Linked DNA regions of Homo sapiens: region 2 is linked to region 1. Evidence: chromatin loops called from intact Hi-C (ENCODE). Cell type or tissue: lower leg skin. All regions are shown on one strand. Each heading gives the region's core, and the rest is flanking DNA. Links, peaks and the distances in the headings are about the cores only. Region 1 has its middle 37 kb from the start of TAS1R2. Region 2 has its middle 34 kb from the start of PAX7.

Region 1 (10,012 bases), core at 1-8,000:
GCTGATGCCAGGTGACACGGGAATGAGGAGGTGACCAGAAACTGAGGAAGCCCTGCCAGCCTCATGGGGAGTGCAGCGGGGATGGCAGTGGAGGGCAGGGGGGCAGCTCTCGCGAGGACTTGGAAAAACAGCACCCAGCCCCGGAAGAGAGGGCATGGGCAACCCAGCGTGAGGCCCAGAGGAAGGAGCCCAGAGGGCCAATGGGGGCTGATGAAATGTTATGGACGGTGCTGAGCGATTATGCAGAGAGAATCGATTGCTCGGGCTGGTGCCTGCCTGGCACAGAGACACAAGCGCTGAAATGTCAGGCCTGTGATCTGAGAGTGCCACCCGGCAGCCGCTGAGCTAGACAGCCCCCACGGGTGCAGACCGAGCTGCGGGTGTGCAAAAAGAAATCCCAACGCCCCCCAGATGGAACTGTTGTCCTGGCAGGGCTGAGGCAGCAGGGATAGGGACGGGGCATCTCAGAAGGTTCTGGAGAGGAGGGGCCGGGTGGACCTGCTTTTCTCGGTTCTCGTGCATGCAGATAGCTCAGCTCCCAGAGACGCAGGCAGGAAGGGAGGGAGGCAGAAAGGCTGGGCCCCGTGCTAGAGAGATGCGTCTGCAGATACATTCTAAACATGCAAATCAGAGAAGGGAAGGGGCACTGGGAGACTTCCAAATGCCCACTCCCTGGGGCACAGTGTAGGGTGGAGGGAGGGCTGGAGGGAAGGCAGGTGGAGGGGGAGCTGAGGGAGGTGGGGGGGAGCTGAGGGAGATGGAGGAGGAGACCATGGGACCTCACGTGAGCCTGACCCCCTCCTGGCCATACCCCTGCCCCCAAAGCCACCTCTCTGCAGAACGGACTGGTTCCTGCCTCCCAGCCAAAGAAGGCTGGGTAGGCTGGAGCAACTCCCCAACACAAGCATCCTGAGCGCCTGCTATGTGTTACAGGCTTTCCCAGTTCTCAGGGATTCTACAGGGAGAAAACTGCCGTTAAGAGACTTCAGTGACTTGTGCCAGGCCATATGGGTCACTTAGTGATCAGCAAGATCACAACAGCTCTGACGATGTGACAGGCACTGCACAGAGCCCTCGCCTGCTCCATCCTGTTTCATCCTCACTGCTACCATCAGGTGCTCTAAGAAGCATCATTACCGTCATTTTACAGATGGGGAAACTGAGGCTCTCAGAGAAGCAACTTGACTGAAGTCATCCTGCCAATAACAGACCAGCTAGAATTCGAGCCCTGAGCTGGGATAGAGGGTCTATGCCTGGAGACCTCACTCCCAGGCTTCACAGTGGTAAAATAAGTCACCCCAGGCATAAGAAAATAAGCCGGGGAAAGAGCCTGCTTTAGGGTGGGGCCAAGGGGAAGGGAGAAACCAGGTAGAGGGCTTGCTCAACGGTACGGAGTTCAAATCACAGCTTCCCAGGCCCCCCGTGCCCTAAACGCACCGGCTCAGGGTGGCTTTTTTATAGAATCCCTGCCACATCCTGGTCTCCTTCTGCAGTCATTGGTCCCCATAGAGCATTCTCCACATTGCATCTGGTGATCTTTCAAGCACGAATCAGATCGGGTCCTCTCCTGCTTAAATTCTCTGGGTGACGTCCTGTTGCCCTGAGAATGAAATCCTGAGAGGCCCTGCCCCATCCAGCTCCTGCCCCCTCCCCATCCCTCTGTCCGGAAGATGCTTTCCCCAGAACCTGCTGCGGCTGCCCCTCCCCGACAGCCTCCCTCCCTGGCCACAAGCGGCCCCAGCCCCTGTCTGTCCAGTCGCCCCGGCCATTCTTCACAGCACTTACCTCACTTACTTCAGTCTCGGCGCTTCCCCGCTTCCCTTTATTGTGGGAATTTGGGCTTGTGCACTGGAGTTTGGGCTTCATGAGGGTGGAGAGCTGGCCTGTCCTGTTCCCCATGGCACCCCCCAGTGTCGCATAGTAGATGCCCAATAAACATTTGTTTAATGGGGAAGGGGCAGTGCCCAACAAGGTCTCTTGCATGCTGTCAGGGCATAGCATGCCTGGGCCGAGCCCGTTGCCTGGCAGATAGGGAAACTGAGGCTCTGAGGGGCTGACCCCACAGCTAAGGGCAGAGGCCAATGCTCTGAGGGAGCACTTAGCTCCCAAGCCAGGATTTTCCACTGCCCCAGGAGTCACGGGCTCCCTTCCCTCCTCTCATCCTTGCCACTCTCCCCTGCCTCTCCCCACCGGTGATCACCAGCACCACGTCTCTCCCTCCTGCCAGGCTGGCTTGAGGCAAAGGTGATTTGCTGACAGGGCCTGGGGCTGGACTTAGGTTCAACACCCAGCTCCGCCACCTCCTCGCTGACTGACCACAGGCAAGTTCCTCTACCTCCCCCAGCCTCAGTTTCCTCCTCTGTACTGTGGGGACGTCAAGGGTTGTTAGACGAGAGTGTGTGTGAGTGGAAAGGGCCCAGCAAGTGCCTGGTGCCGAGGACACTCATTTAACCCGTGATGAGAGTGGCAGTGCCATCTCCCCGCAGCTCGTGAGGACTGGCGCGCCCCTCCCCGATCCGGGCCAGGGTCTCTGCGCACTGGGTCCACCTGCTTCAGCCTTCACCCTCCTAACAAAGAGGTTGGTTGGTCTTTCCAGCCTGTCTACTCACACCCTCCCTACTACTCAAACCATTCATCATTCCTCCTGCTTCCTGTCCCATCAGCCCAGCCAAAAGGTTGTGATTACCACACAAGCACACGCACGTACCAAACACACGTGTGCACGCAAGCACAGATGCCTGTATGCACAGTCATAGACGCACACATCTCCCCACACACAGCCAAATAGTCGCCCAGAGGGACACGGCGTTGGGGTGCTTAACACGCACCCCCTCGCACACCCGCGTGCACACACGGGTCTCCGTGGGCACTGCGTACACACGAACCACAGACACTAGCACCTGTGTGCCTGCATTCACCCACACAAACCGCCCTGCTTTCGGCCCTTGCCTCTCTCCGACACCTGCAGCCTGGCAGACCCCGTGCCGTAGAGGTGACACAGAAACACACACTGGGTGAGTTAACAGTCGGGGCTGGCATTTGGCACCACACTCTGGATAGACGGGAACAGCCTGCACGCATGCACCTCCGTGTCTCTGCATCGTGTGTTTGTGTGTGTGTGTGTCTACCCAAGCGTCCAGCCTTGGGCCTGGAAGAGACGGGACTTCAAGCCCTGCCCAGCACTTCCAAGCACGGAGCCCCTGGCAGCGGCTCAGCCTCCCTTTGCACAGGAATGGGGCCAACAGCACCATCTGCTGTCAGCTTCTGGAAGTGCCCTGCAGAGAGCGCACACCTGGCTCTCGGATCAGCTTTCCAGAAGGACCTGGGCTGTGGCCGCTATCCTGACAACAAGCTGGGCCACAGGGACATCCCCAGTCCAGTGAACTAGAATGAGGCTGGTCTTCAGAACCACCGGGAAAATTTGTGTCCAAGTTAGGGACCACTCTCCTTGCGTGGATGGGGAAACAGGCCCAGAGGCAGGGAGTGACGGGGTCCATTGGTTGGCCCAGGGAAGAGGATCATAGCGATTTCATAGAGTTCTTGTTCTCCAGCTCCTCATTTTGGTTCATATCTTGACTGTGTTTCATGTTTTGACAGGCAGGGCACTGATTTAGGGGAGCCGCCCAGGAGGCAGGCAGGCTGGGGTGAAGTGATGGGATTCGCAGGTCCCCTGCCCACACCAGGCCTTGCCCTGGACAGGAAGGCCCGCTGCAGGAATCCTGTTCTCAGCCACACCGAGGTACACATACCTGACGCCCTGTGAGAAGGGCTGTGGACGGAGATAGGGAGGCCGAGGCAAGAAACAGCAAACGGAACGAGCGATGAGGAAGGCCAGGCCACAGGTGGATGGGGAGATGCTGAGGTCCTGCTGTGCTGGACTGAATGCAGATGGGAAGCAGCCTTAGCTTAGAGATGACCTGATCCAGATTGGGAGACTGAGGCCCAGGGAGGAGGGGTGACGGGCCCAAGGTCACTGGAGCCAACAGCCTGGCTAAGAATCGATCCAGGTCTTCTGGTTCCCAATCCAGAGCTCTTGCCTCTCGCGTGACTGGCTCCTTCCTTCCCCTGGGTTAAGAATTACTCTTTCCAGCGGAGCAGGGGCCGTCTTTTCACATCCCTGGCAAAAGTGGCTGAGATAAGCCCTTAAAGAGTCTGAGAAGCTCCCCCTCTTAGATCAAGAGGATCTAGGGAGCCTGGAGGCAGAGGAGACCTGGGGACTCTACCAGTTTCCTAAGTTCAACTCTAGGCCAACCCCTATTCCTGCCTCCCTTTTGTTAATGCATACATATCATGGACCGTTGGGGTTAAGAATTCACAATAATAGTAGTCATGATGCTATGGACTGAATGTTTATGTCCCCCAAAAATGCATCTGTTAAAATACTAATCCCTAATGTGATGGTATTGAGAGGCAGCGTCTTTGGGGGTGATTAGGTCATAAGAAGGGAGCCCTCACAAATGGGATTAGTGCCCTTCTTTTTTTTTTTTTTGAGACGGAGTATCGCTCTGTCACCCAGGCTGGAGTGCAGTGGTGCAATCTTGGCTCACTGCAAGCTCCGCCTCCCAGGTTCACGCCATTCTCCTGCCTCAGCCTCCCGATTAGCTGGGACTACAGGCGCCCACCACCATGCCCAGCTAATTTTTTGTATTTTTAGTAGAGACAGGGTTTCACCGTGTTAGTCAGGATGTTCTCCATCTCCTGACCTCGTGATCTGCTCACCTCGGCCTCCCAAAGTGCTGGGATTACCGGTGTGAGCCACCGCACCCGGCCCTTTTTTTTTTTTCTTTTCTTTTTTTTTTTTTTTTTTTTTTTTGAGACAGTATTTTGCTCTTGTTGCCCAGGCCGGAGTGCAATGGCACAATCTCGGCTCACCGCAACCTCCACCTCCCAGGTTCAAGCAATTCTCCTGCCTCAGACTCCTGAGTAGCTGGGATTACAGGCATGTGCCACCACACCTGGCTAATTTTGTATTTTTAGTAGAGACGGGGTTTCTCCATGTTGATCAGGCTGGTCTCAAACTTCTGACCTCAGGTGATCTGCCTGCCTCAGCCTCCCAAAGTGCTGGGATTACAGGCGTGAGCCACCAAGCCCGGCTGGGATTCGTGCCCTTCTAAAAGGGACCCCACAGCGTTCTCTCACCCTCTTTCCACCATGTTAGGATATAACAAGTCAGCAATCTGCAACCAGAGGAGGGCCCTCACCAGGACCCAACTATGCTTGCACCCTGAACTCAGACTTCCAGCCTCCAGAACTATGAGAAATAAAGGTCTGTTGTTTATAACCCACTCAGTTTATAATATTTTGTTATAGCATCTGAAGCTAAGACACATGATAATAGTAGCTACTGTGTGTTAAGTAGCCTGGAGACATCTCCCTGCAGTGATGGATTATTCTTATTTCATTTACAGCTAGGATAAGCCCAGGGAGGGGCAGTAGCTTACCCAACATCACAACACCCCAAGTGGCTGCAGCAGGATACACCCTGGGACACCAGCTTCAAGTCCAAGGCCCTCCCCACTGCTCCTCACCACTACATACAGGACAGGAAGAGTTTGTGTCCTTGAATTTGTTCAGCAGTATCAGTGCCCGACTGCAACAGGGGTACAAAAAACACAGAAGTTCATTGAACAAGTATTTAGTGAGCACCTACTATATGCCAAGCTCTGTCCCAAGTGCTGAGGGTACAGCAGAGAATAAAACAGACAAAACTGCCCTCTATTGGCAGGGGCATAGGGGACAGATAAACACAATGAGCTAGCAAACACGTATCCTGCCAGATGGTGACATGGGCTGTGGCGTAAAGTGGAGTATGGAGGGAGGATAGGGAGTGAGGGTGACGATACGCAGAGGGGGCCTCAGGAAGGTGTCACTGAGAGGGGAATGGCTGAGCAGAGGCCTGAAGGAGGTGGAGGAACCAGCCAAGTGAGTGTGCTTCTAGCAGAGGAAATGACCTGTTCAAAGGCCCTGAGGCAGGCCCATGGTTCATGTGTCTGAGAAACAGCAAGGAGGCCAGTGCCGCTGGAACAGAGGGGAAAGTAGATGAGATCAAGGAGGTTACCGGGAGACCAGGTAGGGCCTGTGACAAATCTGGCTTTTACCCAGATGAAATGGGAAGCCATTTTGAGCAGAGAGGTAGCAAAATCAGACTTGGGTTTTAAAGGGCACTTTGAAAGTCGTGTGGTTGTATTCATCCGTTTAATACTTTTGCATTGCAGATTAAGTTTCGTATTAGTTTGTTCTCACTCAGCTATAAAGAAATGCCTAAGACTGGGTAATTTACAAAGAACAGAGGTTTAATTGGCTTACATTTCTGCAGGCTGTACAAGAAGTATGGAGGCTTCTGCTCAGCTTCTGGGGAGGCCTCAGGAAACTTACAATCACGGCGGAAGGTGAAGGGGAAACAGCTTTGTCTTACATGGCTGGAGTAGGAGCAAAAGAGAGAGATGGGGGAGGTGCTACATACTTTTAAACAATCAGATCTTGTGAGAACTCACTCACTATGCAGTACCAAGGGGAGATGGTGCTTAACCACTCATGAGAACTCCACCCCCATGACCCAACCATCTCCCACCAGGCCCCTCCTCCAACACTGGGGATTACAATTTGACATAAGATTTGGGTGGGGACACAGATCCAAACCATGTAAGTGGTTAATAGATTTTACAGGGCCAAGGACAGAAGCATGGGGGCTACTGAGGAGCTGCCCAGCACCCAGGGGTGATGAGCTGGAGAGTTAGGCTAAGGTTGTCAGGGTGGAAGAGGTGCAAAGTGGTCAGATCTGTGAAATGTTTTTGAAGGTAGACACACACACACACACACACACTCATACACACACACACACGGGAGAAGCCTGTGAGCCACGCTTAGCTGTAATGGGACCCGCCATACCTGACCATCCATGCTTTTTCATGCAGTACCCAGTGATCAGACTACATAGGTCAGAGAACCCGTCAGACAAGCTGATGGTGATGCCTGGCAAGGCTGCTCAGGGGGCCTGGCGTGGTTTGTCCACTTCACTCTTGCCCCACAGCAGTGCTTGTGCCACTGGGAGAAACAGCTTAAATCCTCAGCCCTTGTCCAGCCTCTTCATTATGCAAGTGGGGAAACTGAGACACCAAGAAGCAAAGGGACTTGACACTCAGGGAGTCAGAACACAGGCACAGTCTCCTGACTCCCTGTCCAGTGCTCTCTCGTACCACAAGCCCAAACTTGCCCCTCAGGACTGGGTGACAAGGACACAGGGGCTTGGTCAGGCCTGCACAATCTTTTCTAGAGAAGGGGGTGACGGTGAGGGGCCTTGGCCTCCAAACTTCATCCCCACTTCACTCCATCCCACAGGCTGCTCTGCCCAGCCAGAATGTGGGTGAATCCCCTAATGACCCAAATCTGACAAGGAGCAGAGTCCGTATGTTGCCAGCATAAGAAAGGACAAAAGAAGAAGCCTTAGCCTTTGGCCCCTAACTGGAGGCTTAATGAAGGCATCCAGCAAGAAAGGAAAGGGTCAGCATTAGTATCTTTGTCAACATCACCACCACCACCATCACCATCACAATTACCAACATCACCACTACCACCATCATTATCACCATCACCATCACCATTACCAACATCATCACTACCACCATCATTACCACCACCATCACCAACACCACTACTACCACTACCATCAACACTACCACCATCATTATCACACCACCATCACCATCTCCAACATGGTAACCACCACCGCTATCACCACCTCAATACAAAAAACAACACCATCATCACTACCAACACCAATACCAATACTCTACCACCACCACCACATCACCATCGCCATGACCAACATCACCCCTACCACCGTCATTATCACCATCACCATCACCATTACCAACATCATCACTACCACCATCATTACCACCACCATCACCAACACCACTACTACCACTACCATCAACACTACCACCATCATTATCACACCACCATCACCATCTCCAACATGGTAACCACCACCGCTATCACCACCTCAATACAAAAAACAACACCATCATCACTACCAACACCAATACCAATACTCTACCACCACCACCACATCACCATCGCCATGACCAACATCACCCCTACCACCGTCATTATCACCACCACCATCACCAACACCACTACTACCACTGCCATCAACACTACCAACATCATTATCACCACCACCATCACCATCTCCAACATGATAACCACCGCCGCTATCACCACCTCAATACAAACAGCAGCAACACCATCATCATCTATCAACACCAATTCCAACACTCTACCACCACCACCACCACCATCACCATCACTACCAATATCATTAGGATCTCTAACACCATCACCATCATCATCACCACTAACACCATCAATACCATCAACACCTCTTCACCCTCATCACCACCGTCACTGAGCCAGATCTAGTTTGGGTTGCACTGGAGAACAAAGAGGACCCCCTGTAGCTAACACTGAAGCCAGAAAGCTTCCCAGATAGACTGTGCATGGGCTGGGCATCTGCCCCGGGGAGAGCCAAATGGCTATCGGTCGTCAGGGACATGGAGCTGGAATGGCAGGAGATGGGGTTGAGTTAGGACTGGGGAGTAGAGGCAGCAGACACGAGTCTATCCAGGGCAGCCAACAGGCTGGCTAGGAGAAGGAGGGACTAGGGAGTCTAAGGAGTGAGAAGGCAGCTGGCAGCTGTTCGGATGGAATGTCAAAGAGGGAAAGAGAACAGCCCCTACAGGAGCCCGTTCATGAGGTGAAGAGCAGGCCAGGAGTGGGTGGAGTGCAGCAGGCAGGTAAGCATAGCCCAGTTGAATGAACATCACCATTACACCTCCACAGCATCCCACTCTCTAGCACAGCCATGGCCACCATCACCATGACAACCAGCCTGAACAGCACCTTCCCCATAGCTATGGACTCTCTCACATCCCCCAGTGACCACCACCACGACTGAAGCAGAGACTGCTCTTGCCCATCAGCAGTCACTGTACCCTGCTGCCTTCAGAGCTCCCAAGTTTATCTGGGCATAGGAATGCTGTTGCAGGTTGGCTTGCCCTGCAAGCAGACCCTGAGATGGAGATCAGCAGGCAGATGGGCTGGGGGTCGCCCTTGGGGTCAACACACGTGTAGGAGCAGGAAAAGAAATGGAATTGGACAAAGGGACATGCTGGCTTCATGCCGTCTCAGATAAGGCCTTGGCTGACCCCACAAGGACCTGTGAAGACCGGGTAGCCCTTCAGAATTGTGCAGGTTGTGACACTCCCATGCCATCAAGCCACTGTGTGCAGGCTACCCCCAGGTAGGGAGCATAACCTTGGGTAGGGCAGCTCTCTCCGGCCAAGAGCCATTTCTGGAAAGCGTTGAGGACTGTCAGCCAGCAGCCCTCCCAGCAGCTGGAAAAAGATGTCCTTCAGTTCCAAAGGGTATTGGAGTGGAGCATCACAATGTTCACCCCCAATGCCCACTAAATACCACATTCCCATCTTCCCTTGTAGCAAGATGTGGCCAAGTGGCTGAATTCTGACCAAGGACATATGAGAGCAAATTATGTCTGCCACTTCCAAGTCGTGCCTGAAAAGAAATAGCCATGTACCCCTCTTCCCACTCTCCCTCCCACTAGTTGGGCTGCAGATGTGGTGACGGGAGCTGGAACAGCCACCTTGGATCCAGAGATGGATGCTAAGTGTAGAGGGTGGCAGTTGCTTACCAGTTCTCAACTACACACCTGCCACCTCCAGACTGTTACATAGCAGAGAAATAACTTCTGCTGCGCTTACACATTGGGGGAATCTCTGTTTCAGCCAACTCTCCTTTACCCCAGTTGGACAGCCGTGACCTCCATCACGGGTCCCCAGTCCCCAGTATCGGTCTGTGGCGTGTTAGAAACCAGGCTGTACAGCAGGAGGTGAGTGGCAAGTGAGCCATCGAGAGAGGCTTCATATGTATTTACAGCCACTCCCCATCACTATCATCACCATCTGAGCTCTGCCTCCTGTCAGATCAGCAG
Region 2 (15,731 bases), core at 4,711-12,710, 220 kb before region 1:
ATGGTGGTGCGTACCTGTAGTCCCAGCTACTTGGAAGGCTGAGGTGGGAGGATCGCTTGAGGCCAGGAGTTCAAGACCAGCCTGGGCAACCTAGGACTGCCCCATCTCTACAATAAATGAATAAATGAATAAATAAAAATTAGCCAGGCATGGTGGCACATGCCTGTAGTCCCAGCTACAAGGGAGGCTGAGGCGGGAGGATCGCTTGAGGCCAGGAGTTCAAGACCAATCTTGGCAGCATAATGAAGCCGTGTCTTTAAAGAAAAATAAAAAATAAGTAAATTATCCATTTTTAATAGCTTCTAGATTTCTGAGTCATAATTAGAAAGTCCCTCATTTAAAAGTCATAAAGAAACTCTCTGATGTTTCCTTCTAAAATGTTTAAGCTTCATTTTCACACTTAAATTTTTGATTCCTTCAACATTTATTTTAAATATAAAGTAGAAATCCAGATTTTTTTTCCAGGTGTCTTTCCAGTTGTCCAACACCGTTTATTAAATAATTCAGCTTTTCTTTGCTGGTTTGGTATGGTAACCTTACTAACTGTCCATTTAATGTAGGCCTATTTCTGAGTTTTCTTTTATTTTATTGTCTGCTTGACTATTCACGGGTCAAAACCACATTGTTTTAATGATTGAGGCTTCATAATATGGGTTGGTCCTTCCCCCGAGCACCCTCTTTTTCCAGAATTTTCCTGTCTATGCCTACTGGTTAATTTTTCATACGAACTTTAGGATAAGCATGCCTCATTCAACAAAAACTGTGGATATTTTTTATCAGAATCAAAGTATATTTATCAATTAGCTGAGAGAGAATTAAAATGTCACGGTGTTGAGCCCCGCCGCTCCCCCCCTCCGCCACAATACGATGTATCTTTCCACTTGTTCACATTCTTCTGCCTTTTAGTAATTTTGTTAATTAAAATGCTTATTGAAATAGAACATGTATACAGGAAAGTCACAAATCATAAAGGAACAGCACTGTGAATTTTCACAAAGCAAGCACCCCCGTGAAATAGCTACTCAGATTGAGAACCGGAACGTGACCAGCTCCCCAGAGCCCTCCTCCTTCTCCTCCTGGTGATCATACCTCTCCTCCCAAAAGGAAACACCTTTCCCATTTCTATTAGGTTGGCGCAAAAGTAATCGCGGTTTTTGCCATTAAAAGTAATTTGCCATTAAAAGTAATGTCATTACTTTTAATGGCAAAAACCGCGATTACTTTTGCATCAAACTAATATCCTGTATTGTCTGTTTTTATTTATTTGTTTGTTTTTATATAACTTTAAGTTTTAGGGTACATGTGCACAACCTGCAGGTTTGTTACATATGTATACATGTGCCATGTTGGTGTGCTGCACCCATTAACTCGTCATTTACATTAGGTATATCTCCTAATGCTATCCCTCCCCCCTCCCCCCTCCCCCCACCCCACGACAGGCCCGGGTGTGTGATGTTCCCCTTCCTGTGTCCAAGTGTTCTCATTGTTCAATTCCCACCTATGAGTGAGAACATGCAGTGCTTGGTTTTTTGTCCTTGCGATAGTTTGCTGAGAATGATGGTTTCCAGCTTCATCCATGTCCCTACAAAGGACATGAACTCATCCTTTCTTATGGCTGCATAGTATTCCATGGTGTATATATCCCACATTTTCTTAATCCAGTCTATCGTTGATGGACATTTGGGTTGGTTTCAAGTCTTTGCTATGGTGAATAGTGCTGCAATAAACATACGTGTGCATGTGTCTTTATAGCAGCATGATTTATAATCCTCTGGGTATATACCCAGTAATGGGATGGCTGGGTCAAATGGTATTTCTAGTTCTAGATCCTTGAGGAATCTCCACACTGTCTTCCACAATGGTTGAACTAGTTTACAGTCCCACCAACAGTGAAAAAGTGTTCCTATTTCTCCACATCCTCTCCAGCATCTGTTGTTTCCTGACTTTTTAATGATCGCCATTCTAACTAGTGTGAGATGGCATCTCATTGTGGTTTTGATTTGCATTTCTCTGATGGCCAGTGATGATGAGCATTTTTTCACGTTGTAATGTAAATCAAAACATATGTAAAGACAAATAATGAAAAAAAATGGGAAAAAAAGTTTAAAAAAATATGTGCTCTTTTTTTACAATTTTTTTTTTTGAAACAGTGTCTTGCTCTGTCACCCAGGCTGGAGGGCAGCAGCACCATCACAGCTCACTGCAGCCTCAACCTCCCAGGCTCAGCCTACCAAGTAGCTGGGACTGCCTCATCCTCCCACCTCAGCCTACCAAGTAGCTGCAGCTACAGGTGTGCACCACCACACCCAGCTAATTCGTTTTTTCTTCTTCTTCTTCTTCTTCTTCTTCTTCTCCTTCTCCTTCTCCTTCTCCTTCTCCTTCTTCTTCTTTTTTGAGACAGAGTCTCGCTTTGTTGCCCAGGCTGGAGTGCAGTGGTGAGATCTCGGCTCACCGCAACCTCTGCCTCCAGGGTTCAGGTGATTCTCCTGTCTCAGCCTCCCGAGTAGCTGGGATTACAGGCGCATGCCCAGCTAATTTTTTTGTATTTTTAGTAAAGACGGGATTTCACCGTGTTAGCCAGGATGGTCTAGATCTCCTGACCTCGTGATCCGCCCACCTCGGCCTCCCAAAGTGCTGGGATTACAGGCATGAGCCACCGCGCCCAGCCATACCCAGCTAATTTTTGTATTTTTTGCAGAGACGAGGTTTCACCATGTTGCCCAGGCTGGTCTCAAATTTCTGGGCTCAAGCAATCCACCTGCCTCACCCAGCCTCCCAAAGTGCTGGGATTACAGGCATGAGCCACTGTACTGGACCCACATGTGCTCTTTGGTGTCTGACTTCTTTCACTCAACACTGTGTAAGATCCATCCTTGCTGTGATGCACAGCAGTACTTTGTCCATCTTAATCACTGTAGAGTTTTTCATTGTCTGACTATATTACAATGTGTTCAAGCATTCTACTGCTGATGGATATTTGGGCTATTAGGAATACTGTTATGGAATTAATAATATTACTAATAATTAGTAATAGGAATTAGGTTGGGCATGGCGGCTCACGTCTATAATCCCAACACTATGGGAGGCCGAAGTGGGAGGATCACTTGAGGCAAGGAGTTTGAGACTAGCTTGGGCAACATAGTGAGACCCCATCTCTACAAAGAAGTTTAAAAATTAGCAGGGTGTGGTGGTGCACACCTATAGTCCCAGCTACTTAAAACGCTGAGGTAGGAGGATAGCTTGAACCTAGAAGTTGGAGGCTGCAGTGAGCTATGATTGCACCATTATACCACAGGCCTGGGCAACAGAGATACACCCTGTCTCTTAAAAAAATTAATAATAATAAACAGTAGCATTAGGAATAGAACACTCTTGCCTATGTCTTTTGGTACAAATATGTGCTCATTTCTGCTGAGCCCTCCTAGGAGTACCATGGCTGGGCCATACAGTGTGTGTATGTGAACTCTGGCAGACACTGACACATCATTTTCTAAAGCACTGGTACTCATTTCCACTCCACCAGTTGTCTGCTCAAATTCATTCTTCCTTTCTCATCAGGAACATCGTAAGACTACATTTCCCAGGTTCCCTTGCAGTTAGATAAGGTCACATGATGCTGAGTTCTCACCAACAGATTATGAATGGAAGTCTATGTGTCCCTTTTATACTCCACAGTGGGTGCACCTCCTTCACACTCCCTTCCCCCTTCCCTCCCTCTAGAGCCCACAGTGACCCAGTATCAACCATGCAAACAATGGCAATGCCCTAGGAGAAGACAGAGAAACATGTTGGAAAGGATATGACTTTCTGAAGACCCTTTGGAACAGAGCTGCCCCACCAACTAAGCAGCTCACCTCACACTGTGAGGAGTTAGACCTCTTTGTCCTCCAAGCCAATGTATGTTGGAGTCTTTTTGTTCCAAGAGTTAGATCTTTCATCCTCAATAATACAGGAATTGGTATCAGAAATGGGGTGTCAATCTGTGACATTGTCTTAACAGCCAGGCAATGGATAAGAGTTATTTATCACCTTATGAAGATTTTCTTTATCCTTTATTTGTCATGCAACGAGGAAAGTTAATTGAAGTGCGTTTCTCCTTGTGTCTCATGTGATTTCTCCTTCAGAAATGCACCTACTATATTTTTTAGAGCATAGATGTTTATAACTCTTATCTTCATTGTGGATACACATTTGTATATTCTAAGATGACTTTCTTTGTCTTATTAAATACCTTTTAATCTAAACTCCACATTGTGTGATATTAAGATTTTTTATCTGCATTTGCCTAGTATACCTTTGCCCAGCTTTTAGGTTCAACCTTTCTGAATTACTTTGGTTTATGATTGCCTCATTTATAGAACACTGAGTTAGATTTGGTTTTGTGACCAAATCTAATTTCTTTTCTTTCACTGGGCAAATTAAGCTCATTTGCATTTATAACACCTGTGTTCTGTCATATTATTTTATGTAATTTTTTCCTGTTTATGGGTGTTTTAAATGTCTTTTGTTATGTGGTTTGTTCTTTTATATGTGGTTCTTTTGATACAGAAGGAGTTTTATACTTTTGTTCATTATTATAACTTTACACAATATTCTTAGTTCTCAATTTCTCAGAAAGTAAGAACACTATAGTTTATTCTTTTTCTTGCCCATCTCCCTGGCTTTCCCCCAACACAGCTAATGAGGCACTGATGGGTTCCTTTCTCAGTGATCTCCTCTGTTCTGCTGCATGTCTTCATACTACTTGTCTTGATTTGCCAGCTTTGAAACATGTTCTTTGTGCTTCCATTGTGTAATGGTTAGCACTCTTGACTCTGAAAGATGTTCTTTGATTCCCACCTACTACAGAAGAGGCACTTTGCAAACACACCCTGTTTCCTGGCTTCTTTCACGTGTCCCCTCCCATTTCTTCTCAGATGCATCATTTCTAACCTCATCACGGATGCCTGCATTCACATTTTTATCTATTCCTCTACTTCCTACATTTGCGTTAGTCTCAGTTCCACACTTCACCACAGTCAATGCACTACCAGCCCTCTGCCAGTCATGGGGCTGAAGTTCATCCTCTAGATGTTTCCTCCAGAGAGACTCCACAGGGACAATATCCACTGAGTTCTGCCATGTTCAGAATTGCTGGTGGGTGGCGCGTATATCTGAAGGACAGCTTGGCTCAATAGAAAATCCTGCCTCACAGCTTCTTTCCTCAATTAGCTCTCATTGGCGTTGCTCTACGGTCTTCCAATATCTTACTATTGCCTTATTATTACAAACAAGGGAAGGAGCTAGGTTTTCCTGGCCTATTGTAGGCAATGCCTTCTGCTGTTTGGTGTTTAAGAGATAGAGATGCTGTCTCTTCTGGATGAGCTTCTCACTGACACAAGTGCGATTTTGCTCATCTTTCTGGACTCTCCGGTGGTGGAGCAATCTTGCCCTTTATACCCTCCCACATTGCTTCTGCCACCCTTCACCCCATGTGGCTTGTGTGCCAAGGGTGGCTGCATTTGACAGCCATTATGCCTTATGTTCCAGTCTGCTCTTTCTGCATTCGAGTTTGGCTGAAGATGGAGTTTGTGGGGTCTTTAGTCACAATATCCAGGCGGAGAAGATGAAAACTGCTTTTTCATGCTGACACGTTCACATCAGCGTTCTGTGGAGCGACCCTACAGCTGCCCTAGCCTGCATGCGGCACTTCAGGTGCCACAAACAGAGGCCACAGCTCCTGCCTTTGACAAGCAGCCATCAGTCTCCTCACAGAATGGAGAACCAGGAAACCTCTGGAATCAGAGGCTGTCTCTCTTGCCATTGTCCCACATAACCATATGAGTTCACTGTACAGTCAGCCTTCTGTATCCACATGTCCTCATCCACAGATTCAACCCATCAGGGATCTCAAAAGTGTGAAAAATAATTAAAAATAATACAACATTGGGAGGCCAAGGCGGGCGTATCATGAGGTTAGGAGATCGAGACCATCCTGGCTAACGTGGTGAAACCCCATCTCTACTAAAAATACAAAAAAATTAGCCAGGCATGGTGGCGGGTGCCTGTAGTCCCAGCTACTCGGGAGGCTGAGGCAGGAGAATGGTGTGAACCTGGGAGGTGGAGCTTGCAGTGAGCCAAGATCGCACCACAGCACTCCAGCCTGGGTGATAGAGCGAGACTCCGTCTCAAAAAAAAAAAAAAAACAACAACAATAAATAATGCAAATAATAAATAGAACAACTAAAGAAAATACACATTTTAAAATACAGTATAACAACAACTTATACAGCATTTACACTGTATCAGGTATAAGTAACCTAGAGATGATTTAAAGTACATGAGAGGATAGGCCAGGCACAGAGGCTCATGCCTGTAATTTCAGCGCTTTGGAAGGCCGAGGTGTGCAGATTACTTGAGGTCAGGAGTTCAAGACCATCCTGACCAACATGGTGAAATCTGTTGACCTGACAGAAGGAGAATGAGAATTAGTCTCAGAGTTTAATATTGAATATGCTGCAGGCCCATACGCTCTCTTTTTTGTAGCAGAGTACATGAACATTATTATAATAAATGCCCTAACTACTACAAATCTTTCTAGGAGCACTATACACTATGCATTTTCCAGAACTCTATACCACACATTTTATTATCTAAACCCTCCTCTTAACCTCCCTGTCTCTACTTTTAAAAATATATATAGAAATTAGCCAGCCATGGTGGCTCATGCCTGTGATCCCAGCTATTCAGGAGGCTGAGGCATCAGAACTGCTTGAACCCGGGAGGCAGAGGTTGCGGTGAACCGAGATCACGCCACTGCACTCCAGCCTGGGTGATGGAGTGAGACCCTGTCCCAAAAAAAATTAAAAATAAAAATAAAGTATATGAGAGGATATGTGAAGTTTATACACAAATACTACAGCATTTTATAGAAGGGACTTGAGCATCCGCAGATTTTAGTATCACCGCAGATACCAAGAAACAACCATATATTGTGAGTCCTGTGAAGAAAGCAAAGTAGGCAAAGGGGAAGAAAAGTGATGGAGGCTGCTAATTTAGTTAAGGCAGACTTTTCTGAGTAAGGGCTATTTAAGCAGAGTGATAAATGACACGAGGGCCCACCTGTGCAGCTACCCAGGGGAAGGTCATTCCAAGCAGAGGGAGCAGCAGTGAGAGTTTAAGGCATGACAAGGAGGCTGGAGAGGAGCTGATGAGGGGCAGGTGCAGTCTGAAAGATAAACAGAGCTGGGCACAGTGGCTCAAGCCTGTAATCCCAGCACTTTGGGAGGCCGAGGTGGGAGGATTGCTTGAGTCCCAGAGTTCCAGACCAGCCTGCACAACATGGTGAAACCCTGCCTCTACTGAAGATACAAAAAATTAGCCGGGCATGATGGCACGTGCCTGTAATCCCAACTACTCAGGAGGCTGAGACAGGAGAATCACTTGAACCTGGAGGCGGAGGTTGCAATGAGCTGAGATCGCGCCATTGCACTCCAGCCTGGGTGATAGGGCGAGACTCTGTCTCAAAAAAAAAAAGAAAAAAAAAAAAAGAAAAGAAAGAAAGAAAAAGAAAAAAAGAACAAAAAAATAAATGCCAATTAGCTGGGCATGGAGGGGCACACCTGTAGTCCCAGCTACTCAGGAGGCTGAGGTAGGAGGATTGCTTGAGCCCGTCAGGTCAAGGCTGCAGTGAGCCATGATTGCACCACTGCACTCCAGCCTCGGTGATAGAGTGAGACCCTGTCTCAAAAACAAAACAAGGCCAGGTGCAGTGGCTCATGCCTATAATCCCAGCACTTTGGGAGGCCGAGATGGGTGGATCACCTGAGGTCAGGAGCTTGAGACCAGCACCAGTCTAGCCAACATGGCAAAACCCTGTCTCTACTAAAACTACAAAAATTATCTGGGCCTGGTGACATATGCCTGTAATCCCAGCTTCTTGAGAAGCTGAGGCAAGAGAATCGCTTGAACCCGGGAGGCAGAGATTGCAGTGAGCTGAGTGCACCACTGCGCTCCAGCCTGAGCAACAGAGCAAGACTCCATCTCAAAAAATAAAAAATAAATAAGTGAATAAATAAATATTGAAAACAAAAACTAAAAAGATAAACAAGGGCAGGGAAGGTTACCCACAGGCCCCGATCCTGTCTTGCTGTCTTTGGTTTTACTCTGAGTGGGAATAACTGCAGGGTTTGAGCAGCGGCATGACATCATCTGACTTGCTTTTAAAGGGATCACTCTAGAAGCCAGGTAGAGAATAAACTACAGGAAGACACGAGGTAGAAACAGGGTGAGGCTCACACGAAGGAGCTTCTTGACTTCAACACTGACAGGCACCCTGCAGATGAGGGTCTGGAAACCCAGGCCTCCTGCCCTCGCCTGCTCTGATGGAATATCTGCCAAGCCAAGTCCAATGGCAGGAGGAGCTAGGGGGCCCAAGGACAAGCTGCCCTTCATAAGAGCAGGGACCCTGCCTCCTCAGCCCCTCTTCTCCACTGCAATATTTGCTCTCTCATGACCAGACACGGAAGCCCTGACCACCGGTAGCTTTGCAGGTGTGGAGGGGTACCTGGGGACAGCTCCCAAGGGCAGGTGCTCCGGGTCAGCTCCTGATTCCAAGGAGAAGGGTGCGGAGTGGCCACTAGGTGACAGCATTGCTCCGCTGAGAAGGCGGCCACGCGCTCCACGGAGTTGGGTGTGTTGAAATCCCAGAAAGAAGGGGCTTCATGGGAAGTCTCAAAACCTCCCTCAGCCCCCTCGCTTTCATGGATGAGGATGGCAGTGAGGAATATGGTGGTGAATTCAGGAATTTCCAAGACAATAAATACTTTTCACATCAATCGCTTCATGTGACCCTTACAGCAAATACTGTGAGCTGGTCCATGGAGGCCTGTTAGTCCACTTTGCAGTGAGAACAGAGGCCCAGAGAGAGCACCGTGGCTGCCGAGCCCGGCCTTCTTCCGAGCTGTTCACCCCTTCCAGAATTGGGCCCAGTGGCAGGGCAGACAGTGGAGGTGGGGGGAGTGAGAAGTCCCTTTACCTGTGTCTGGTGTACAGATCGAGAGCAGCGCTCATAGTTTGGAAGTGGGGGGAGTGAGAAGTCCCTTTACCTGTGTCTGGTGTACAGGTCGAGAGCAGCGCTCATAGTTTGGAGGTGGGGGGAGTGAGAAGTCCCTTTACCTGTGTCTGGTGTACAGGTCGAGAGCAGCGCTCATAGTTTGGAGGTGGGGGGAGTGAGAAGTCCCTTTACCTGTGTCTGGTGTACATACAGATCGAGAGCAGCGCTCATAGTTTGGAAGTGGGGGGAGTGAGAAGTCCCTTTACCTGTGTCTGGTGTACAGGTCGAGAGCAGCGCTCATAGTTTGGGACCCTTTAAGGACCCTCCAGGAGCCGCTCACATCAGTTGATGGAGGGGTATCTAAATTCAACACACATAAAGTCAAAAGTGGCAGCAAAGGAGGAATTATATTTGTCACCGCCTCTCTGTATAAACACGCCACTAATGGTGTCATTATTCATTATCATGCAAAAAAGTGGGGGTGGCTTCCTTTGTGCCTCCCCCAACAGACCTAGTCAACCCCCATATTATAAAGCATCCTATTCCTCTCCTTCAGCACAGAACTAAAGGAAATCTGTTTAACATTCTTTGGTTTTATGTTGTTGTTTTGAGACAGAGTCTTACTGTGTCGCCCAGGCTGAGCACAAACATAGCTCACTGTAGCCTTGACCTCCTGGGCTAAATCGATCCTCCCACTTCAGCCTCCCTAGTAGCTGGGACTACAGGCATTTGCCACCATGCCTGGTTAATTTTAATTTTCTTAGAGATGAGGGTCGCAATAGGTTGCCCAGGCTGGTCTCAAACTCCTGGCCTCAAGAGATCCTCCTGCCTAGGCCTCCCAAAATGCTGGGATTACAGACATGAGCCACCGTGCCCCGCCAGCATTCTCTTAAGTAACTATGGGATTAATGTCGGTCCCTTCCACCAAACTGCTAGCTTCAAAAGAACAGGAACTGGTCTCTGTGCTCGGCACTACAACCTCAGCTCCCAGGACTGTGTGATGCATAGAAAGTGTACAGTAACATGAGTTAATGAATGCGCAAATGTCCTGGCCTAATGTCATGGCCTCCAAGAGGTCTCTCCTGCCGCAAGGTTTTGCAGAGTCCACAGCAAACGGCAATCTGTTGCTGCATCGGGGCCAACTGCCTTCCATGAACCCGGAACTGAAGTCGGTTCCAAGTGAAAAGCTTCCCCGGGTTTGGGCCCGTTCCCCCAGCTGATGGGCAGATAGAGCAGAATGGGAGATGACCCAGCGAGGCTGGCCCCAGCCCCACTCCCGCTCCCCAGCCCATTCACTGGCTGGGAGTCCTGCCCAGGCTGCAGGATGGAGAAGCCGGGAGAGCCTTGCTCGTAAATTACATTTTAGACAGTCTGCTGGGAAGATTAGAATCACACTGGTTTGGAGCCAGGGCTTTCCAGAGTGTCCCTGCAGGAAAAGAGGATCCGGGATAAACAGTGAAAGGGAAAGAGAGAAGGGGAGGGGAAGGGGGAGAAGGAGGTGGCCAGGGAGAGGGAAGAGGGAGGGAGAGAAGGAGAGGGAAGGGAGAGTAAAAAAAAAAAAAAAAAAAAAACAGAGAGACAAAAGACAGGGAGAGAGGGGTGGGGGCGGCGTGTACAACCAGGGCAGTGAAGACCAGAAGCCACAGAGAAGGGCCAGGGGAGACAGAGCTGGACAGAAGGAGCCAAGATTCCTACACAGGCAGGTGGGCTGGCACCACTCCCTCTGCCTCTTGCAGTTTTCCCAATCCTGGGTGCTGAGGGGAGCATGTCCCCAGCGTCTTTCTCTGGCAGAGAAGACTGATGGCCTCACTGGTCCTCAATAACAAGGGAGAAGGATTCTTCCCAACCACAGCCCAGACTGGGGAAGACGTTTCCCCAAGGTCACACAGCAAACCTGGTGGTGGATCCGAGGACTTCAGGTGCTAGGCCGCCACTAAATGCTGTTCTTGGGGTCCCCTTGTTGGAGCAGGACAGGCTTCGAGGACAGACATGTGGAGGACGCACATTCTCGCACTTCCTCGGTTTCCACTGCAGCAGCATCTACCTGTTTCTCACCGCAAGACTCCTCCCCACCACACTGCAACACCTCTGATGGAATGAACTTTGGCCTCAAAATTAAAAAAAAAAAAAATGAGCTCTAGCCTCCAGAAAGAAACAATTTTTTAACTAAACTTTAAGCCCTGAGATCACAGAGGGGCACACCTCTCGGACTGGGATTCAGCAAACCTAGCTTCAGATCCCAGCTCAGCTATAAACTCACTGTGTGGTCTTGGGGTACCCACGTGATGTCTCTGGGCCATATTTTCCTAGAGAAGCAGAAGAGTGGAGTAGTGGTCCCCAAAGGGATCTTTCAATTTTTTAACAATCCTTACCTCCCCCTTGGAAGAAATCCCAAGTAGGGTGCGCTGAGTGAGCACTGGATTGGAAGTCTGGGGCGCCCTAGGTCCCAGGAGACGCAGCTCGCAGCTCTCCCCTCACCTTGGCAGGCCCTTTCAGAGCCAGCAGCACTGGTTAAAATGCAAGCATGGCTGGGCGTGGTGGCTCACGCCTGTAATCCCAGCACCTTGGGAGGCTGAGGCGGGCAGATCACCTGAGGTCAGGAGTTCAAGAACAGCCTAGCCAACATGGTGAAACCCAAACTCTACTAAAAATACAAAACTAGCCGGGCGTGGTGGCGCATGCCTGTAATCCCAGCTACTTGGGAGGCTGAGGCATGAGAATTGCTTGAACCCGGGAGGCAGAGGTTGCAGTGAGCCGAGATCACGCCACTGCACTCCAACCTGGGCAACAAGAACAAAACCCAGTCTCACAAAAAAAAAAAAAAAAAAGCAAGCATGTCTCTTACCTGCTACTGTGTTTGAGCTTTCCTGCAACCCTGTGGGCTAGGCCTTTAAACTATGCCCATTATACCGATGAGAAAAATGAGACTTGGGCAGAAGTGATTTGCTGATGGTGACTCAGCTCAGAAGCAGCAGACGAGGCAGGAGTCAGATGGATGGAAGCCTGTCTGAGCCCACAGCCCCAGCACATGCCTGCTCTACCCAATGGCTGAACTGAGATGGGAAGAAATTTGGGGTGGATAAACGGAAGACAACAGCCGCCTCCCACAAGGAACCTCTGGATCATCTCCCCAAACCTCTTGCCCCAAATCTCTATTGTATAAAAAGATTCTTTTGTACTGACAAGAAAAACTGAGACCCAGAGAAGGTTTTGTAGCTCTGGGCATCCTTTCTGCTCCACTCATAGGACGAGAGTTACCAGAAAAAAATACAGGACAATAATTGAGACATATACTAAAAATATATTCCTAGTTTATCTGAAATTCACATTTAACTGAGCAGTTTTATTTGCTAAATCTGGTGCCTTCAGTGAGACACACCCCACTCCCCAGTTTCCATCACCCTTTAGGACTGGGATAGATGGGGATGATCCAAATCTAGAGCCTGTGTCTCTTTCTTCCCAACCAGCGCTATCCTCACCTGGAATCCTGGGCCTTGCAGTGAACAAATATTGGAACAGAAACTTGGGATACAATTATTTTGTTCAACAAAGCGTTGAAGTCCAGCCATCTCTAATGCACATCCCAACTCTCTGGGGTTGTCCAAGGAGGCCTCTGTGTTGGGGCAGCCAGCGGCTCTTGGAATCCATTGAGCCCTGACCATGTGACCTCAAGCCAGTTCCATCACCCCTCTGGGCCTCAGTTTCCACATCTGTGAAATGAGAGCCCATTCCTCCTTTCCCTGCAGCCCTGGTCCAGGAGACCACAGCTGTGGAAGCATCTCCACGCCCTGTGCCCAGCGCTCTCGGGACCCAGGCTTTGGGCTCTGTGAAGGCTTCATGTCCCTCCTCCTCCAAGGTCAGGGTGGAGGGTAAGGGGTGGGAGGGCACCCTGGTCCTGCCACTGGGAGATGCTACTTCTGCCTTGTGACCAAGTATCACACATGCCCCAGATCTATGTGTCTCCTGCCCCCAGGTCCCAGTGTAGTGCCCAGCTAGTCAAAATCCATGCTGATGCAAATGAAACACAGCCTCACACGAGGTGCCCCGTGTGGATGATCCACTGCAATCCCCACCACCATCTCAAACCCCCTGAGACTCCCATCACCTGGCAATGCTACAGTTACTATGAGTGTGGTCTGCCTCCCCCAGGTCACTGGGCCCCCGTGGGCAGTGATCCTGTCTGTTCCGTTTACTGCCATGTGCCCAGGGCCAAGAACAGTGCCTGGCATGTGGTAGGTGCTCAGGATCTTGTTGTGAAATACACAAGTGGACAACACGGTAAGGTGACTGCTTTACTATCCCCTTTCACAAACGAAGAAACTGAGAGGTAGAGATGAAGCCAGTTGCCCAAGGCCACACAGTGAGTGTATTTGAACCCAGGCAGCCTGACTCCCGAGCCTACCCTGTTAACTACCACCCTACACAGGAGCATATGAAAAATAAATGCATGAGTTAATGAATGAATGCAAAAGTGAATGAATGAATGCATGAGTGAATGAATGAATGCATGCATAGTGAATGAATGCATGAGTGAATGAATGAATGAATGCATAGTGAATGAATGCATGCATGAGTGAATGAATGAATGAATGCATGAGTGAATGAATGAGTGAATGAATGAATGAATGCATAGTGAATGAATGCATGCATGAGTGAATGAATGAATGAATGCATGAGTGAATGAATGAGTGAATGAATGAATGAATGAATGCATAGTGAATGAATGAATGCATGAGTGAATGAATGAATGCAAGCATGAGTGAATGAATGAATGTGTGAGTGAATGAATGCATGCATGCATGCATGAGCCACCCTTCATCTTTCACCCATCTCCTTCAGGGGCCTGTATTTCTCCCACAGTGTGGGGCAAAGCAGTCCCTACAAATGGTGGTAAGCAGTCAACCTGAGGTCTTAACCATCAGGTGCTCATGGAGACCCACTCAGAGACGGACAGCACTGGCCCCGAGTCACACTGCATGTTGGTAGGGGGCAGAGCATCCTGTCCCAAGGCCCCTGGCCCTCGAGCCTAGCCCTGCCCCACTCTGAGAACCTCGTGTGTTTGGTGGCACAGGCATGGCTGGGGGTAAACTCCAGGCTTGCTGTGACTACCTGGGTAACCTTAGGTGAGTCCTGCACCTCTCTGAGTCTCTCCTGTTGTAAAATGGGAACACTGCTACCCAACTCGCAGGGCTGTTCTGAAAATGATGAGGTGACATCGTGGACAACAAGCTGACTTGGAGAACAGGCTCCGCTCAGCAGATATCACCAGTCCCCTCCCAGGCTCTACCCCACCAGCACTAACTGGGGCCCGCCAAACCCCAGAGCCAACCTGACAATTCTATGACGGCTGAATCACTGGGAAATAATTGAGGTTAATTCCTCAGTCTCCTGCACATACCACCCACCTCTCCTCCCAGCAGGCCAGGGAGGATTTATGAGTTAATGGTGGCATTGTCATGTAAAGGGCTTTGAGATCCTCGGAGAGAGAGCCCTGGGAACGTATAGAGTATGAAATGGGAGGCATAATGGTATTAGCACCCAATTACTCCAGGATGATCACTCGCCCGCAGCTAAAACTAAGAGCTCTCTCCCCTAGTGACCCTTCCGCACGCCCCTGAAAGGACTAGGCAGGCAGATGCATTTGGCTCAGGCCTGAGTCCTTCCAGCTTGCTGTGTGGCCTTAGGAAGCTCACAGGCCCTCTCTGGGTATCTTGCCACATTAGCTCTCCTGAGGGTCCCTGCAAATCAACAATCATACACCCAGGCGGCCCCTCCGCCCCCGAGTGGTGGCCCTACCAGGGATGGTGGGAACCTCACATGGGTGTCAACTCAGAGAAGAAGCCAGGGATCTCAGCTCCCAGCCCAAGCTCCTTCCCCACCCCTCACTGAGGCCCCGACACGTGGACAAACAGCTCTTCGAATCTGTCATATGAAGAGCTCGCACGCTGCAGCTCAGAGAAACTTCCAGAGGAATGCACTTAATCCTGGCCACAGCTCTCTAAAGAAGCTACGATTATGATTCCCAATCTTTGGGTGAGAAAACTGAGGCCACAGGGCAGGTTATTGCCCACAGACCCAAAGCTGTGAAGCAAGTGACCAGGGTTCAAATCCAGAAAGCCTGACCCCAGACCTGCCTCATACACGCTCAGTATGGAGGAAAAGCCCCAATCTCCTTCCAGAGCTCTCACCCTCAGAGCTTCGTGCTGGAGCACCTGCCTGGTCCCCACTTCCCCTTGCTAATAGTAGAGCTGGAGCACAGCTTCAGTTAGCAGTGACCACACTCCAGGCCCTGTGCTGAGCGCCACTGACCCAAAGCCCAGGAAATGCATATCTGCATCCTCATTCTACAGGTGAGGAATTAAGGCCCAGAGACAAGTACTTGGCCCAAAATCTCATAGCTAAGATGTGGCCGCTCCATCATTTATGCCACCTCCCAATGTCATTCTTTTTCTTTTTTTTTCTTTCTTTGAGATAGAGTCTTACTCTGTCATCCAGGCTGGAGTGAATGGCATGATCACAGCTCACTGCAGCCTCGACCTCCTGGTCTCAAGGGATCCTCCCACCTCAGCCTCCTGAGTAGCTGGGACTACAGGTGCATGCCACCATGCCTAGCTAATTTATTTTATTTTTTTAAGTAGAAATGGAGTTTTGCTATGTTGCCCAGGCTAGTCAAATGACCTTCCCGCCCTGGCCTCCC

Evidence for each region. Peaks named below come from ENCODE experiments on the same cell type or tissue, not always from the same donor. Only the 100,000 strongest peaks of a DNase experiment are listed, where the experiment ranks them.
Region 2: it touches region 1 in a loop (10-fold over the local background); 95 of 110 quality-filtered maps call a loop at or near these places.

The regions. Positions count from the first base shown.
Region 1 is chr1:18,817,700-18,827,711 of GRCh38, forward strand. No RefSeq gene overlaps it. Among named protein-coding and RNA genes, the nearest start is that of TAS1R2, 37 kb to the right of the region's middle. RefSeq lists enhancers at 1-307, 2,004-2,513, 2,514-3,023 and a silencer at 3,202-3,380. In lower leg skin, for the core only: no CTCF peak of the experiment used is centred there; a DNase peak (open chromatin) is centred at 3,225.
Region 2 is chr1:18,588,969-18,604,699 of GRCh38, forward strand. No RefSeq gene overlaps it. Among named protein-coding and RNA genes, the nearest start is that of PAX7, 34 kb to the right of the region's middle. RefSeq lists an enhancer at 10,255-10,784. In lower leg skin, for the core only: a CTCF peak has its summit at 8,680; a DNase peak (open chromatin) is centred at 8,613.